Linked DNA regions of Homo sapiens: region 2 is linked to region 1. Evidence: read pairs that join two places in POLR2A ChIA-PET (ENCODE). Cell type or tissue: OCI-LY7. All regions are shown on one strand.

Region 1 (5,000 bases):
TATTATGTGGCATGGTCTACTTTTTGTCTATCTGTTGATCTTGTTTAAGGGTTATTTCCATTACCATTCAGTTAACTTCAAGAAGGTATAGTAGCTGTATTATATTGGACAAGTCACTTACTGTATCTCTCAGAATCATGGAGTTTTTTTGTTTGTTTGTTCGTTTGTTTTAATTGAGACAGGGTCTTACCCTGTTGCTCAACCTGGAATGGAGTGGCTTGAAAACAGCTCACTACAGCCTTGACCTCCCGGGCTCAAGAAATCCTCCCACCTCAGCCTCCTGAGTAGCTGGGACTACAGGTGGACGTCATCATACTTGGCTACTTTTTAAAAGCATTTTTTGTGGAGATGGGGTCTTGCTATGTTGCCTAGGCTGATCTCAAATTCCTGGCCTCAGCAATCCTCCAGCTCAGCCTCCCAAAGTGGTAGGGTTACAGGCATGAGCCACAATGTGCCCAGCCCCCTTGAGGATCTTAAAATAAATGTATTCATTAAGGCTGAATATCAATAGTAGTATGCAGTATATAATGTACATGTAATGATGGATACTAAATACATATTGCAGTATTAAACCTGGAACATTCTTTTTTTAATTTTTTTGAGACAGAGTCTCGCTCTGTCACCCAGGCTGGAGTGCAATGGCACGATCTCGGCTCAAGCAATTCTCCTGCCTCAGCCTCATGAGTAGCTGGGATTACAGGCACATGCCACCACGCCCAGCTAAGTTTTGTATTTTTAGTAGAGATGGAGTTTCACTATGTTGGTCAGACTGGTCTTGAACTCTTGACCTCAAATGATCCACCTGCCTCGGCCTCCCGAAGTGCTGGGATTGCAGGCATGAGCCACTGCACCTGGCCTAAAGCTGGAACATTCTTAAAGTTGCCTTGAAAATATTAAAAGTCAATTGATAGCTTGGGTAATTATTTTTATTAAAATTTTCTTTCCTTTCTTTTTTTTTTTTTTGAGGTGGAGTCTCGCTCTGTCACCCAGGCTGGAGTGCAATGGTGTGATCTTGGCTCACTGCAACCTCCGCTTCCTGGGTTGAAGCAATTCTCATGCCTCAGCCTCCCTAGTGGCAGGGATTAGAGGCACCGGCCATCATGCCCGGCTAATTTATTTTGTATTTTTGTAGAGACGGGGTTTCACCATGTTGGCCAGGCTGGTCTTGAGCTCCTGACCTCAGGTGATCCATCCATCTCGGCTTCCAAAGTGCTAGGATTACAGGCGTGAGCCATTGTGCCTAGCCAAATTTTTTTTTTCTAATTTAAAAAATATCTTGAACCTGGCCTCAATTGATCCTCCCACCTCAGCCTCCCAAAGCACTGGAATTATAGGCGTGAGCTACTGCACTGATTTTTCAAATATTAGTAAAAACCAACAGAACATTCATAGGAAATAAAGGGGGGGGGTGTCCAGTGGGTGGATGGGATTAGTTTACCAGTTTTTCTAGAATAATATATACAAAGGTGCATGTAAACAAATAAGATGCTTGGTAAATCACCCATGATATGTTGCTTTCTGAGTATAAATTATTTGAGTGATCTGAGAGGATGGTAAGGTAGGCAGAGCCAGATATTGATTTTCTAAAAGGTCCATAATAAAGAAATTGTACTTCATTCTGCAGACAGTAGGGAGGCACTGCAAATTTAGAAACTGTGAAGGATCGTAGTCAGATAGGTGACATCTTTGGAAAGATGCATCTGACAGCAGTATGGTGTGGAGGGGAAACAGCCAGAGCTAGAGTTGGGAGATGACTGCATCAGCCTCTGAAAGACAAGAGGGAGACCCAGTGGTAACGGATGGATTTAATCATATTTGGTGAAGGACTGGATAGGAGGGATGAGGAAGAGAAACTAGGTGATGATTCCCAGATTCCAAGTTTGTGTGTCCAATTGGGGAACGTTAGTATTAGTTGGGGTTTGTTGCTATTTTTAAAGGGAGGATGGTGGCCGGGTGCAGTGGCTCATGCTGGTAATCCCAGCACTTTGGGAGGCTGAGGCGGGTGGATCACTTGAGGTCAGGAGTTTGAGACCAGCCTGGCCAACATGGTGAAACCCCGTCTCTACTAAAAATACAAAAATTAGCCGGGAGTGGTGGTGCACGCCTGTAGTCCCAGCTACTTGGGAGGCTGAGGCACGAGAATCGCTTGAACCCAGGAGGTGGAGGTTGCAGTGAGCCGAGATTGCACCACTGCACTCCAGCCTGGGTGACAGAGCAAGACTCTCTACAATATATATATGGAAAGCTTTTTTTTCCCTCTCAAAATTTGGATAAGGAAGAAATACATAGGTAAATACACATATATTATCATGTGATTCAATTTTTTAAAAAAGGATATTCAAAACTGAAAAAAAAACAGTTATTTTAATTTGTTGTTGAAAATAAGTAGTAAGAAACTAAATAAAGGCTGGGCATGGTGGCTCACACCTGTAATCCCAGCACATTGGGAGGCCGAGGCAGGAGGATCACTTGAGGTCAGGAGTTCAAGACCAGCCTAGCCAACATGGTGAAACCCTGTCTTTTCTAAAAATACAAAAATTAGCCAGGCATGTTGGCATGCACCTGTAATCCCAGCTACCCGAGAGGCTGAGGCAGGAGAATCTCTTGAACCCAGGAGGTGGAGAATGCAGTGAGCCGAGATTGCACCACTGCACTCTAGCCTGGGCAACAGAACAAGACTCCATCTCAAAAAAAAAAAAAAAAAAAAAAAAGAAAAAAGAAAGAAAGAAAGAAAAAAAAAGAAAAAAAAAAGAAAAAAGAAACTGGCTGGGCACGGCAGCTCACGCCTATAATCCCAGCACTTTGGGAGGCCGAGGCAGGCAGATCACGAACGAGGTTAGGAGTTTGAGACCAGCCTGGCCAACATAGTGAAACCCCGTTGCTACTAAAAATACAAAAATTAGCCACGCATGGTGGCACGCACCTGTAGTCCCAGCTACTCAGGAGGCTGAGGCAAGAGAATTGCTTGAACCTGGGAGGCGGAGGTTGCAGTGAGCTGAGACTGTGCCATTGCACTCCAGCCTGGGTGACAGAGTGAGACTCCCATCTCAAAAAAAATAATAATAATAAAAAAGAAACTAAATAAAGGTTTGAGCACTGGACTTGGCTTCAAATATTCTGTCTTTGGCCAGTCTCTAGTTATGAGTTAAACAACGTTTCAGTAAAGGGGAAAAAAGGTGATTTTTGTTGTAAGGTTAGCAAAAGAATAAGAAATGGACTGCTTGTAGCAAAATCTATACTTTGTACACATTTATAAATCTGTATTACTGAAGTGTGTACATCTTGGTTAGAAGTTACATTTCTCATAGTTAATAAGGTACTTAGGTATATTTGTTTATTTAGTTTGTTTAAATTAAGTAACCTAGTGCCTATAGTGCCAGCTACTTGGGAGGCTGAGGCAGGAGGATTGCTTGAGCCCAGGAGTTTGAGGCTGCACTGAGCTATGATTGCATCACTGCACTTTAGCCTAGGTTGACAGAGTGAGATCTTGTCTCTAAAAAAAAGGAAAAGAAAATAAATTAAGTAACCTAAGTTATATCTTTGGTTAAGGATATTTAAAATACAAATGTTTTGAATTTAGAAGCTAGATATTTGACTCTACTTGAATGTAGAAACTAGAAGTTATTATGTAATGGTTTCCATGTGAATTTATTTATTTATTTATTTAGTGTAGAGATGGGGTCTTGTTATGTTGCCCAGGCTGGTCTTGAACTCCTGGCCTCAAGCAAGCCTCCCACCTCTGTCTCTCAAAGTGCTGAGATTACCAGCGTGAGCCACTGTACCCCTGAAATAATTTCTTATGTATCTTCAAATGGACCACATTGTTTTTCATAGCTCTAAAGTGTTTCTTTGTTAAATTAGAAGAAATTATACTTATGAAGAACCACGTGTAATGGCAAATAAATAAATAAGCAAATGGAAAAAAGGGCTCTTGGGTTGTGTTTCAATTACTTCTGTAATATTGAATTTAATGGTGTTTTAAAAAATTAATCTTTAAAATGGATCCACAGTATGGATGTTCCTAAAGAAATTAGAAACAGAACTACCCAGACTACGGTGGCTCATGCCTGTAATCCCAGCACTTTTGGAGGCCGAGGTGGGAAGACTGCTTGAGCCCAGGAGTTTGAGACCAGTCTAGACAACATGGCAAACTCCGTCTCTACAAAAAATACAAAAATTAGCCAGGCATGTGGTGCGCACCTGTAGTTCTAGCCACTTGGGAGGCTTATGTGGGAGGGAGAATTGCTTGAGCCCCAGAGGTCAAGGCTGCAGTGAGCCAAGATTGTGCTACTGCACTCCAGCCTGGGCGACAAAGTGAGACCCTGTCTCAAAAAAAAAGAAAGAAAAAGAAAAAGAAAAAAACCCCCTCAAAACCACAGAACTATCATATAAACTGGGAATCTCCCTTCTGGGTGTATACTCAAAGGAGATGAAACCACCTCCTCGTAAAGATATCTGCACTCCCATGTTCTTTGCAGCATTAGTCACAATAGCCAAGATGTGGAGACAACCTGTGTCCATAGACAGTTGAATGAATAAAGAAAATGTAGCACGTGCGTGCACACACACACACACACACACACACACACACACTGGAGTATTATTTTATTTTTTTGAGAAGGAATTTCACTCTGATTGCCCAGGCTGGAGTGCAATGGTGCGATCTCAGCTCACTGTAGCCTCCGCCTCCCGGGTTCAAGCGATTCTCGAGCCGCAGCCTCCCGAGTAGCTGGGATTACAGGCATGTGCCACTGTGCCCGGCTAAGTTTGTATTTTTAGTAGAGATGGGGTTTCACCATGTTAGCCAGGTGGTCTCGAACTTCTGACCTCAGGTGATCTGCCGACTTCGGCCTCCCAGAGTGCTGGGATTACAAGCGTGAGCCACCGCACCCAGCCTGGAGTATTATTTAGCATTAAAAAAGGAGGAAATCCTGCTATTTGTAGGATGGACCTGGAGGACGTTATGCTAAGTGAAATCAGCCAGACATAGAAATAAAAAT
Region 2 (5,000 bases), 830 kb after region 1:
CAGGGACAGAGAAACAAATACTCTGTAATCTCACTTATATGTGGAATCTAGAAAAGTCAAAATCATAGAAGTAGAGAGTAGAATAGTGGTTACCAGAGGCAAGGGGCAGGGGATGGGAAGAGAGGTGGGAGAGTTGTAGGGCGTGGACAGGGAAAGGGAAGATGCTGATCAATGGGGTACAAAGTTAAGTTACTAGAAATAAGTTTTGGTGTTCTGTTACACTGCAAGGTGACTATAGTTATTATATTTCAAAATAGCTAAAAGAGATAATTTTAAATATCTCACTACAAAGAGATGGTAAATATTTGAGGTGATGGATATGCTAATTACTCTGATATGATCATTCCACAATGTATACATGTATTGAAATATCACCTTATACCCCATAAATATATACAATTATTATTTGCCAATTAAAATAAAACTAATAAAAATACAAAATGTAAAACTATATTTGTTAAAGCAACTAAATTAATCAGATAAACCATGATTAATACATACATTAAAATATGGCTAAATTAATGATAGTTGATTTTGTAAAAGTTATACATTAACAACTTCAAAAATCTTCTATTGTTAATTTTTTATTCTTTCATTGTTAGAAGTTAGGGGTAGTAGTGGATAAAAGGGAGAAATGGTAGGAAATATTTATTTATGGGTATATATGTATTTTTTTTTTAAAGGAGAGAAAAGAGAGAAATGACACTCCTTCAGAGTGTCATTTTAAAGGAATTTCATGTTGTTCTCAGTTGTAGTCTCCACACTACTCTATTTGTAGGGAAAACAATTCTAGTAGTTGTAATGTTTGTTTTCTTTGGGAAATTTACAAATTAGATTACGCTCAGCCAAACATGTTTCTCTGTTTGTGGATTTATACAATGGAAAAATGTTAACTTTAAGCTGGCATCTATGTGCTATCAGTAGTTTTATTAGTTGGCCCACCCATTGTCGGTGTGTGCACTCAGGGAATGCAAACTTATTTTAATTTTGGCTTAAATAAATAACGTTAAGAAAATAAATCTGTTATTTTTTTTAAAAAATCTGAAGCCAAGTATAAAGAAAAATTTGATTATTTATGATTTATGGAAAGCAGTACAGAAATCAAAAGGGTCCACAGTTAGAGTCCGGAGACCTGGGTTTGAATTCTGGCTTTGCTATTCATTTTTTATACATATTCAATTAGCCAAGTCACCCAATCTTTTCATCTGTTTCCTAATGTGTTAAAAAGTGACTGTAGTAATAGTAATAGCATTCTTTAAGGTTGTTAAGACTAAATTTAGCGTGTAAAAGCTTGTAAGTGGTAATACTTTTCAAATGTTAAGTTGATATTTTTAGATTTTGCCTTTTATTGCAGATATGAAGAATATACTATATAAGTAAGACTACATACATTTTATAGAATTGAGTTCAACAATTTTGATTTATCTGTATTTTTATGAGTTTTGGTCAAAAAAAGGAAAGTAAATTTGTTTTAGGTATTTCCTGGAATTCTATTTCCTCCCTATTAAGCATTTTATTTTATTTTATTTTATTTTATTTTATGTTATGTGTTGTGTTATGTTATGTTATGTTATGTTATGTTATGTTATGTTATGTTATGTTATGTTATGTTACTTTTTTGAGACAGAGTTTCATTCTTGTTGGCCAGGCTGGAGTGCAATGGCATGATCTCGGCTCACTGCAACCTCCACCTCCCAGGTTCAAGTGATTCTCCTGCCTCAGCCTCCCAAGTAGCTGGGATTACAGGCATATGCCACCACGCCCACCTAATTTTGTATTTTTAGTAGAGAGGTGGTTTCTCCATGTTGGTCAGGCTGGTGTCAAACTCCCTACCTCAGGTGATCTGCCCAACTTGGCCTCCCAAAGTGCTGGATTAAAGGAGTGAGCCACGGCGCCCAGCTCCCATAAGCATTTTAGAGATACTTTTCTTAACAGTAGAGTAGACTAATTGATATATATGTTACTTTATTTATATAGGTACAGTTTCAATCTTTTTCTAGGTTCTGATTGTCATAAAGCTTTTGATAAGAGGTTATCCAAGAGAAACTTTGTCTAAAGTATAGTATTATTGACTGGAGAAATAATCTCAAGACATGGTGAGAATTGTGACCTTCAGGAGTTTTTTCTAAGTTCTAAAAATCTCCAGTAATGCCTTAATTCAAAACAGGCCCAGACAATTTGACAATATGTACCAGAAGCATTTAAAACTGTCTTTGACCTAACAACACAATTGCTAGCCTGTTTCTTAATGAAAAAATTGGTAATTTACAAAATCATTTATGTACTGCCATTAAGAAAAACATACTTCTAAAGAATGATATACAAAAAAAGATAATGATTCAAGAAAACATTTATCACATATTAAGTAGAAAGACAATTTATACAAGCATGGTACAGTCCTAACTTTGGTTAAAATAATAAAAGACTGATTTAATATATACCAAAAGTGTGTTAACAATATTTTAATAATCTGAGATTGATAAAATTCCCGTGATTTTTATTTTCTTCTATAATTTCAAAATTTTGTAGAATGAACATGTATTACTTTTATAATCAGAAATATATATATAGTATGTTTGTGTCAAACTTCTTTCCAAACACTCTCATTCTAGTCTCAGCTATTATAGTAAAATATCATGGATTTATATATAACGTAAGCATAAGAAGTTGTAGGCAATATTCAGGTACACAAGAGAATATTACTTATGATTGAACTTATTGTGAATGCCTTTGACTATACCTTTTGGCTTTGCTGCTCTACAAACCTTCTCTATCTTTTGATGGTCTGTAATGTGCTGCTGATAGGAAGTTTTTAATTGAAGGATGAAAGGTGATCATATTGAAGGAACCTGAGGCTGTCTTAGCTAGGGCTTGTCTGGGCTAGACTGGCAAACTGGGCCAACTACTATGACGAAAGCAACATTGGAGGGTTAACCCCACTTTTTATGGGCACCAAATCTGTACTAGTTTAGAGCAAGTTCAAAGTCCTGAGTTAGTGAGGCATTGCATTTGTTTTCCCCTGAGACTGTGACCTCTTCCTCTTTCCATTTCCAGCTCTAAGCACAAAGTTTGGCACATGATAGATGCTTAGCAAACAGTATTGGAATTGAAATGGAAAGGAATTAGGAAATTATGCAGATTCTCAACATTAATTTTACTAAATAGACATTGCAATATTAAGCGAAGTGAATTATGCAGATACAGTCACAGGCAACGTCTATATGGATACAAGGGAAGTTCAATTGGAGCCATAATGATCTCTTACATTTCGACATCATAGGCTGTTCTCTGTGCTCCTCTATTTTGGCTGCTGGTGGTAATTGGAAGGCCCTCAGCACTTTCAGCATTTGGCATAGTGAGATGTAAGTTAAATAAGCACATTGGAAACGGATGAAAAATTGCAACATTAAGAGGAAAGTAATACATATTTTTGTAGGTGCATTTTAAGTAAAATGTATATAGTTGTTGTTGTTGTTTTTGAGACGGAGTCTCACTCTGTCGCCCAGGCTGGAGTGCAGTGGCACGGTCTCGGCTCACTGCAACCTCTGCCTCCTGAGTTCAAGCAATTCTCCTGCCTCAGCCTCCTTAGTAGCTGGAATTACAGGCGCCCACCACCAACTCCAGCTAATTTTTTGTATTTTTAGTAGAGACAGGGTTTCACCATATTGGCCAGGCTGATCTCAAACTCCTGATCTCAGGTAGTCCACCTGCCTTGGCCTCCCAAAGAACTGGGATTACAGGCGTGAGCCTGGCCAGTAAAATATATTTTTATCAATTAACCTCCCACCTCAGCTAGCCAGGAAAATCAGATTTTGTCCTTTTGCCTTCTGGGCTATTTGACAACGTATGCTGTTCCTCATGTTAATACCTTAACAGCTGTGCCAACAAGTCTGGTTTGAAAAAAAAGTAAGGGGCTTAATGGTGTGTCTCTGCAGCCTATCAACATCTCTGTGCATCAGTAGATTACTTGAGCCTTTCAAAACAGTTGTTCACCTCAGACATGTGGGTCAAACGTCACTGTAGTTAACATACTGAAGCTTGCTAATACGAATAAGAATTGGAATTATGACTTCTGAGCTCTCAATACCAAGGAAAGCAATGTTATGACAAACCCGTGTTTGTGTTGCTTCGTCACAGAATAACTCAGACACTACAATCAGTAGCTAGCACTCTCTCTGATCTGAATGGTATAGACATCTTCCTTTTACCTTATATTGCTCTGACTTTTCGGTAGGTTTTGTCTTGGAGCTCCACATAGCTTTTAATTCATTTCAGTTTAGCAAGCCTTTATTAAGTATTAAATTAGGTGCTGAGATTGCAAAGATGAATAAGACTTTGATGAATGAGGCGTGCAGTTCAGTGGGGAAGACATGAACAGATTATTATTTCAATATATATTAAACATATAGGTATGCACAGAGGAAAGTTAATTAGCCCAGCCTCAGGAAGCCAGGAAAGGGAAAACTTCATGGACAGTTTAACTGATAAACTGTGTCTTACATAATGGGCAAGAATATTTCTGGAAGAGAGAACAATAGGAACATTAGAAACGTGTTCACTCAGCAGGGGCAGGAGAAAAGAACTAGATAATGAGTAATGGAGAGCCCTATATGCCCTGAGGAGGTCTTTATTCTGCAGTCACTGAAGAGTTTGAAGCATTGAAGTAACATGGCTGGATTTTAATTTTAGGTAGATCACTCTAGGGGCACAGTAAAAAATAGTTTTAGTGAAACATAATTAGTAGTAGGAAAATCACTTCAAAAGGCTACGTAATGGGACCAATAAATGATGAGGGCCTAGGCTGGGACACCTAATCAGTGGTGGTAAGGATGGGAGAGGATAGGTGAGTCAAGAAGTGTTTTACGTGTTGACCTCCTCAGGACTTGAGAATGGGGAGTAGGAGGATGATCCTATTAAGTGAGATTACAAATATAGGAAGAAAAACTGTTTTGAGGCAAAGATGGTGCTTTAAGTTTTGGATATACGTTTGAGGTGCCTTT

What was found. Peaks named below come from ENCODE experiments on the same cell type or tissue, not always from the same donor. Only the 100,000 strongest peaks of a DNase experiment are listed, where the experiment ranks them.
Region 2: POLR2A ChIA-PET joins it to region 1 with 5 read pairs; 2 of 35 experiments call an interaction of 5 or more read pairs at or near these places.

Annotation. Positions count from the first base shown.
Region 1 is chr6:108,282,139-108,287,138 of GRCh38, forward strand. No RefSeq gene overlaps it. Among named protein-coding and RNA genes, the nearest start is that of AFG1L, 10 kb to the right of the region's middle. RefSeq lists silencers at 156-330, 2,796-2,865 and an enhancer at 4,435-4,534. In OCI-LY7, no CTCF peak of the experiment used is centred here; a DNase peak (open chromatin) is centred at 2,825; H3K27ac peaks cover 451 bases.
Region 2 is chr6:109,114,575-109,119,574 of GRCh38, forward strand. All of the region lies in intron 1 of CEP57L1 (centrosomal protein 57 like 1), which reads left to right. Among named protein-coding and RNA genes, the nearest start is that of CEP57L1, 22 kb to the left of the region's middle. In OCI-LY7, no CTCF peak of the experiment used is centred here; a DNase peak (open chromatin) is centred at 3,007; H3K4me3 peaks cover 825 bases.